Linked DNA regions of Homo sapiens: region 2 is linked to region 1. A link is a loop called in an ENCODE intact Hi-C map of the cell type or tissue named here. Cell type or tissue: GM12878. All regions are shown on one strand.

Region 1 (4,000 bases):
GAAGGCGGCTGGCACCAGAGGGGCCCCGGCAGGAGCCGATGGGCTGCGAGCGCGCTGGCGAGGGGCGCAGGAGAATGGAACGGGGACAGGGGAGAGGCAGAAGGAGGAGGAGAGGGAAGCCTGGAGAAGAGGAGAGCGCAGAACTGAGGAGCGGGGCAGAAAACAGAGGGAGAGTTGCAGACCGGGCTGAGCTGCAGCGGAGCGCGGGAGTGAGCGGCGGCGGGAAAGCTGGGGTTAGGGGGCCAGGACGTCGCGGGCGAGGGGCGGTGGTGAGTGCAGCCCAAGGGCGCACCGTCCCTGCAACAGCTTCGCGGGCGGGAACAGCAGGAAGGAGTGAGCCTTGGGCGGGCGGTGGGTTTCAGAGGAGGGAGGGCCGAGCAGCTGCAGGGGACAGAGGGGCAGAAAGACAGGGAGGCGGGGAGAAGGTAGGGAGCGGTTCTGGGTAACTACTTCGCTTCGGAAACCGCCCGGGTCTCAGGCCCCAAGGGCATCCCCCTCCTCCCAGATCCCCGTCTTGGGTCCCTGGACCCAAGTCCCGTGGAAGGCGACACCCGCGTCCCAGACCGCCGCGGCGGCTGCTGCCCCCACACGTCTGGTTCGGCTGGCTCTCCCCTGCGAGGGTCGGGGTTTCTGGAGCCCTGCGCACTGGGCTCCCCTTGCCCGCAGCGCCCCTGCGGCCCCTCCTCCCGCTGGCCTGGGATCCCGGAGACGCAGGACGACCTCGGTGCGCGAAGGGGCGGGGGGCGCGTGGGGTCCCTGGGGGCACACCTGCTCACTCATCCCTTCCCGTCTGAGGTCTTCGCTGATGCCAGCTTCACAGGCACGGGCATCAAGGCCCTGAGACGGGAGAAAGGGTAGGCCTCGCAGGTGCACGTGGGAGAGGCTGCACCTAAGCCCCCGCACCAGCCCTGGACCACCAGGGCGCAGGGCCCGAGGTGCGTGACAAAGGGGTGACCTCACCTGTAACAAGTGAACAAGCGTTGACACCCGCGCAGGCTCCAGTGTTCCAACGGCGGAGTCATATGAATCATCCTGATGCTTAATAAACAGATCCCAGAAGGAGCCTGGACATATTAGATCAGAACTTCCCAGGGAGCGGCCCAGGGATCTGGATTTCCAGTGCATGCCCTGCGGTGACCCTCACTCCAGAAAGCTCAGGCCCCACTGAGCTCCAGTGTTCTATCTCCAGACATGGATTACACCCGGGGCTACACAGCGAGACAGCGAACCTGTGCTGGGTCACCAGGTTGAGGGTGGTGGTGAGGTTAGTCTCAAAGCCCAGCCTAGTGGGGCTTCATGGCTCTGTTTTAGCCAAGGGGCTCTTGGATTGTCCCCGGAGGGGTCAAGGGTCTTTCCGCTGTCCTATTCAAAGTGTTTTAGGGTGAAATAATCATGATAATAGTCACAGCACCTGCTACGAATGAAGCAGGCGCTTATAGTCTAGAGAGCTACGGACTTTTGTGAATATTCTGTTTTAATCCTCACAATTGACCTTGGGAGGAAGGTACTATTTATCATCGCACTTCACTGATATGCAAACTGAGGTGCGACCAGGTTATTTTATTTTCTCCAAGTCCTGAAATGGTGCGCTGGGGCTCCCCAGCTCTACCCACAGGTACCTGCCTCCCTCCGGAAGGTGTGGACAGCACAGTGGTGGGCGGCCCAGCCCGGAGGGGGGACTTTGTGCTTCCATAGGAAGGGGTCTCAGAGCCTAGCATCTGGGTGTCCACCCAGGAAGGTGGGTGGGGCACAAGGTGGTCTCTGTTGTCCCTGCAGCTTCTGGGAACCCAGATGAAAGGCAGGAGTGTGGAGCACAGACCTGGGGTCTCTGTAGAATGTGCTGGAGGGTACCAGGAGCTAAAACTATGTGGAGCTGGGTGGGCCCAATAGAGGAGAAGGGAATAGGGGAGGGAGATTCATGAACTAAGTCCAGAGGTGGGGGATGGGAAGGGGAGGAAAGAGCTGATGGCTTTGGAACAGTGCTACTGAGAGAGGCAGGCACTGGGTCTCGGCACCACAGCGTGCCTTTGGTGGTCTCAGGTTCCATACAGGAACCCTGAAACGAAACAGGGAATGCCCTAAAGTGGCACCTCATATACTCTCCAGGTTTCTGGCAGCTCAGCAGTTGGGCTGGGGGTGCTTTCCTGTGCCCAATCCCTGGCACCCTTCCCACACCACCCCCACCCCCATAATGCAGCAGCAGAGAACCTCCATCTCACCGATGGGGGAACTGAGGCCCAAAGAGGTTGAACAGGGAGCCGATGGCCTGGAGCTTGCCTCCTTCCAAGGTTGTGAGTTGAATGGAATGGTCCGAAAGCCGGAGGTGTCCGCTATGGATCACCACCCTAACACTAAAACAGCAGCGGTATGACATTTATCAGATTCCTCCGAAATGCCAAGAACTGTGCTGGCAACTTTGCATTTTTATCTCATTAAATTGTCATGACAATCCTATGAAGTACTCTTAGTCTCCCTGTTTCACAGAGGGGGAAACTGAGGCTCCACCTGGAGGACATTTCTTGCGCTGGCTCTTTAAGAGTCTATGCCGGTGCTTCCAGCAGATGTCCAGGTTCTCCTCTTGGCATCTTACCCTGCCTCCCCCATGACCAGCTGAGTTCTAGTTGGCCAACTTTCATGAGACAGGGTAGCAGATGGGCATCTGGTACCCAGATCTCAAAGCTAGTCATGCCTGCCTCAGGGGTCTCGCCATACCCCAGAGTTTCTGCACCTGGGACCTCTGGCTCCTACTCTTTAATTTCCTCCACAGCCTCTTACCCAGATATTTTTAAATGGGGAGATTTAAAAAAATTTTTTAATGGGAAGAGTTAAAAATTTTAAAATGGGGCCATTTAAAGATGGGGAGAGGAGACAGAAGAGGATTCCGCCTTCTCCTCTTACAAGAACTGTTTCGTATCTTGCTCTCCTTTGTTAAGAGAGTTAAATAGCAGTTTGTAAATAGTACCTGGAGACCCTAGGATGCCAAATTAGTTGATGTGTGTTAATTAGCTCCTTGGGAAAAACCCAACACAAGAACATTTAAAGTCAGTGAAATCAGCATTATGTAGCTGATAGGGACACAGACTCTGAGCTCCTCCTGGCCTGCATGCCTGCATATGGCACTTCAGTCTCTGTGACCTTCGAGGTCATGGCCGCTGCCAGCAGTGGGGCTGGGAATCTGGCACGTGGAAGTCTCCTTGGGACCTCCCTGGCTTTGGGTGCAATCGGGGCTGAGGTTGGCACTGCTCAACATTGTGTAGAGCTCACCAGAGGTTCCGTGAACATTCAGAAGAAACAAATGCTGTCAAAGGTATTTCCCTTGGCCTGGGGCAGTGCCTCACCCTGTAATCCCAGCACTTTGGGAGACCAAGGTGGGTGGATCTCGAGGTCAAGAGATCGAGACCATCCTGGCCAACATGGTGAAACCCCGTCTCTATTAAAAATACAAAAATTAGTTGGGCGTGGTGGTGCACACCTGTAATCCCAGCTACTCAGGAGGCTGAGGCAGAAGAATCGCTTGAACCTGGGAGGCGGAGGTTGCAGTGAGCCGAGATCACGCCACTGCACTCCAGCCTGAAGACAGAGCAAGACTCTGTCTCAAGATAAAAAAATAAATAAATAAAAAATATTTCCCTTGAAATGCAGATGACTTTTCCCAAGTCTTTGCTTGGGAAAAGACAGAAGTGAGAATTCAGTTTTCTTGAAGATTCAGTGTAATTACTGTGAGCCTAGGGTAATGGAATGTCCTCAGAGAGCATAAAACATTTTCATCAATAACATACTGAGTGTTATGGAGGATTCCTTCTGTTCTAGTTGTTATTGTTATGGGAAAATTACCCAAAAACTTAGTGGCTAGAACTATATGATGTTGCTCATGGTTTTGTGGATTAGAAATCCAGGAAGATCTCGGCTCGGTGGTTCTCACTAGGGGTGTCTCATTTGACTGTGGTCAGATGTTGACTGGGTTGGATGTTCTAGATGACACATGTTTATAGCTGCTAGT
Region 2 (4,000 bases), 210 kb after region 1:
ACAGGCCCAGGGTGGGATCACAAGGCAAATTCGTGGAGGAGGAGCCAGGCCCGGCTGCCTGACCCCAGGCCATCTCTGGGGCCAGGGACAGGCCGGGCCCTCATTGTTCAGCTAATGACTGCAACCCCAGGCCTGTGGAGCGTCTGTGTGGGGCCGCTGTATAAACATTTCCTCTCTGGCAGAGCAGGAAATGAAGGGATGAGGAGGTCAAGTGACTTCACTGGGGCTACTGCTGCCCTGCCCACCGTCCCCGCCCATGCCTGCCCACCACCCTTCCCAAGTCCCCTGAGTCGGGTCAGAACCATAGCCAGGCAGGTGTCCCCAGTCACCTCCAGCACCCCAGGCTTGATTCTTGCTCCGCCACGTCCTGGATGGGTGTTCTTGGGAAAGTTGCTCAGCCTCTCTGAGCATTAGATTCCTCACCCACTGACGCCCTTCCTCCTGGAGTCAGGTAGTAAGGACGAAATGACACTGTGTGGCGAAGCTTCTGGCAGGGGCCTGGCCGATGGTGGCCTCTCAGTGCTTTCCTGCTATTGTAAATTCTCTTTGATAAAAGAGTGTTGACTGGGTTGCACGCTTTAAATGGTTAATTGTATGTTATGTTAATTTCACTCCAGTAAAAGAAAAGATTTGTGTTTTTCTCCACTGTCTGCCCCTCATCCCACTCACACTCACTCACACACTCGCAGACTCACTCGCACACACACTCGCTCACACTTGCATACTCATATACACACACTCGCACATGCTTGCACACTTATACACACTCATCCTTGCACACACTTATACACACCTACACACACTTGCACACTCATACACTCATACACACTCACTCACTCACATAAGCACTAGCAGATCCACTGTACCCCAGGAGGGACCTACAGACACAGGGTGGACGCCGAGATAATTCCCCAAACTCTCTCCCTGGAACCCCACTGACCTTTTCAAGGGGCTGTCAGAGGAGAAATGAACTCACTGGATTAAGGCAGAGAACAGGACTCAGGTGGAAGAGGCCAGGCTGGGGGCATTCTGATAAGTGGGGAAGAGGAGAGACATCAGCCCCTAGGACCACACCCAGACCTGTGGGGCCGCATGTCAGGGAACCCTGGACAGTCCTGGGCAAGCAGGGGCAGCCAGGGTGGGAGGGGGGCTCTCGAGTGAGAGGAGAGAGTCCACCCTTGTCTGTTATCACATTGAAAACTCACACCTCTGCAAAGGTGGACTATGTCCTCAGCCTGTAGCTGGGTAAACTGAGGCTCAGAGACACAAACTGACCTCAGATCACATGTCCAGTTAGTGGTAGCGCCAAGAATCAGCCTCAGTTCCGCTCCACACCCAGAGATAAAGGTGAACTGCAGATCCGCCTAGGTCCACGATATCCGACATAATTAAGCTTTCAGAGGCTTGTACTGCCCGAGGCACCCAGGCTAGGAGCCTTCCCCTCTCCTTTGACTCTGGACTTTTGTGCTAAAAGGAACTTCAAGAGGAGTTAATATGGCATCCCATTTAACGGAAGAGTAAACGGACCAGAGAGGTTAAGTGATTTGCCCAAGGTCTCACAGCTAATTAGGACCAGACCAGACCCACAGCACAGGCTTCCTGCGTGCCCCCCTTCCCCGCCCTCCGCAAGCGGGGTGACTCCCAGGCTCACTGCAGGTGTCTCCAGGGCAGGTCTGCTCCCACAGATTCCGTGACCATGACACCTGCAGGCATTGCTGGGCTGCACCTGATCCATCAGACCTTCAAACACCTGTAGAAACCGAGGTCCATTCCTGAGCTCATCAAAAATCTAACCCACGCCCCCCGCAAGTCCTTCAAAATTCTGGAAAGAGAGAAGGTTTTTTGAAACCTAGAAGGAAACAATTGCCCAATTGCCTGTGCATCAAATCAAGTGATTTTTTCCCCCACTCACACGGACTGTGGGATTTTTTTTTTTTTTTTTTTTTTTTGAATCTCCCATCAATTTCAGAATTTCAAAGAGGAAAAAAAAAGTGAGCCCTTCTGGGCAGAGCAATTCCAAGCGGCTGGGAATCAGCTGCCCTCTGCTGGACAAACGAGGATGTGGCCAAGTTGATGGTTCTTGCTCACGGGCGACTTAAAGAAATATCTGAGCCCCTTGGCGATCCCCAATATTATTTCAGATCCAGTTCAGATCCAGCGTGATAGGATTTGTGCTTTTTATAGCAGCTGGATTTGTATTTTCTGAAAAACTAACAGCTACCCAGAACCCAGAACTGCTTTTAAACTATAATCGCGCCTTTATTGGGCCACTGCTGTCTGCTGAGCCCTGTTCTAGGCACGGGGTATGCAGCTGTGGCCTGGACGGAGTAAACCCCGCCCCGTGGAGGCTGCCTGTTCTAGTTGGGGCCACAGACGATCAGCAAATTAACAAAGCAATTAACAAAAAAGCCAGGTGGTTGTAAATGCTGCGAAAAATAAATCTCTGAGGCAGGTACGGAGTGGTCGGGGTGATGGCTGATGCTGTGTGGTGGGGGCAGGGGGGCAGGCAGGCAACTCTGAGCCAAGATCTGAATGCAGGGAGAGCGGGAGTCACCTGGCGGTCTGGGGGAAGAGTGCTCCTGGCAGAGGAAACAGCCGGTGCAAACGCTTGGAGGATGGGGTGTTTTTGACTGGTTGAAAGGAGTGTAAGAGAGGGCCAACATGTCTGGGACAGAGGGACAGAGGGGAAGCGGGGAGAGAGATGGTCAGGGGCCATCTCAACAGCCCCCGTGGACATTTAAATCAGAGTTAGGTCCCAGTAAATATTGGAGAGAATCACTCCATCTCCGGGTGATGCTCTGGCTTTTGTGAATTGAGGGACTCCTTGAGGATGGGACCACAGTGGGAGGCTAGGGTGGGGCAAGAATACAAACAGGAATCCCAGAGCTTCCGGGAACCAGGAGGACCTGGGAGATCATCTAGTGAAGTCCAGCTTCCCCAGCTTTAATCATAGCAGTGGCGACAGCAGGTCTGACTGGGGAGCCCTGACCAGCCGAGCAGCCCTTTGTGCTGGGTTGAATGGTGTCCCTCCAAATGTGTGTCCATCTGGAACATCAGAATGCAGCCTTTTGGGGAGCTAGGGCCACGACTGCGGATGTAATTAGTTAAGAGGAGGTCATAGTGGAGGAGGCTGGGCCCTAAATCTGAGACTGGTGTCCTTACAGGAAGTCCATAGAGAAACACATACACACACAGAGAAGGCGAGGTAACGGCGGAAGCAGAGGCTGGGCAGTGCTGTCACCAGCTAAGGAGCACTGAGGAAGCCATCAGGCACCTGGAGCTGGAAGAGGGAGGAAGGAGCCGCCCCCAGGGCCTTCGGAGCAAGCACCACCCAGCAGACACCTGGTTTTCAGACGTCCGGCCTCCAGGCCTGTGAAATAATAAATTCTTGCTGTTTTAAGCACCAAGTTTAGGGTCATTTGTTACAAGGGCCACAGGACACTCGCATGCATGACCGCACCCACGCAGCAGCCCCCACAGTGAGAACTCTCTCTCCTCCCATTTCACAGATGAGGCTAATGAACTGGTCAAGGCCCCTGAGCAGTGATTTGACTCTACACCAAATGGGCAGCTGCTCCCAGCGGGGACCATGGGGGAAGGTGTCCGAGGTTGGTGGCTCTGTGCTGAAGGACAAGGAATTCTCTCAGCTCCTGCTTTCACAAAGCAGGAAGATCTGCCTTCTGGGCATCAGCCGTTTCCCCACTTGCCTGGCTGCCATTGCTCTCCAGAGCTGCCCCCTCCTGTTATGGCCCAGAGGAAAGAGAGAAGACTGACTCAGACCTGGCCCCACCTCTGGGTTCTGAACAAATGGCCCAGGCTGCAAAAAAGGGGAGCAGCACCCACCTTACCCCTGACCAGGTATCTAGGGCGACCTACAGCAAGGCTCGCCTCGCCACCTGTCACAGGTGCTGTGCCTCACATGGCTGGGTGCTTTTGAGAAACAAGCACTAACCTTGACCGGGCACTGTGCTTTGGCCAGGTACTGAAGTACTAAGCACTT

The links. Hi-C counts contacts between places; a loop is a spot of excess contacts. Peaks named below come from ENCODE experiments on the same cell type or tissue, not always from the same donor. Only the 100,000 strongest peaks of a DNase experiment are listed, where the experiment ranks them.
Region 2: a loop joins it to region 1, with 2.6 times the contacts of the local background. A loop is called at or near these places in 2 of 110 quality-filtered maps.

The regions. Positions count from the first base shown.
Region 1 is chr16:86,283,318-86,287,317 of GRCh38, reverse strand. It overlaps LINC01081 (long intergenic non-protein coding RNA 1081), which reads left to right and starts at 1,071. Exons shown (of 6, transcript NR_104139.1): 1 at 1,071-1,264. LINC02135 (long intergenic non-protein coding RNA 2135) reads right to left here and starts at 887. Exons shown (of 3, transcript NR_038438.1): 1 at 769-887. RefSeq lists an enhancer at 1,482-2,167. In GM12878, no CTCF peak of the experiment used is centred here; no DNase peak of the experiment used is centred here; H3K27me3 peaks cover 504 bases.
Region 2 is chr16:86,071,054-86,075,053 of GRCh38, reverse strand. No RefSeq gene overlaps it. Among named protein-coding and RNA genes, the nearest start is that of LINC01082, 120 kb to the left of the region's middle. RefSeq lists an enhancer at 1-678. In GM12878, a CTCF peak has its summit at 2,052 (motif pointing left); no DNase peak of the experiment used is centred here.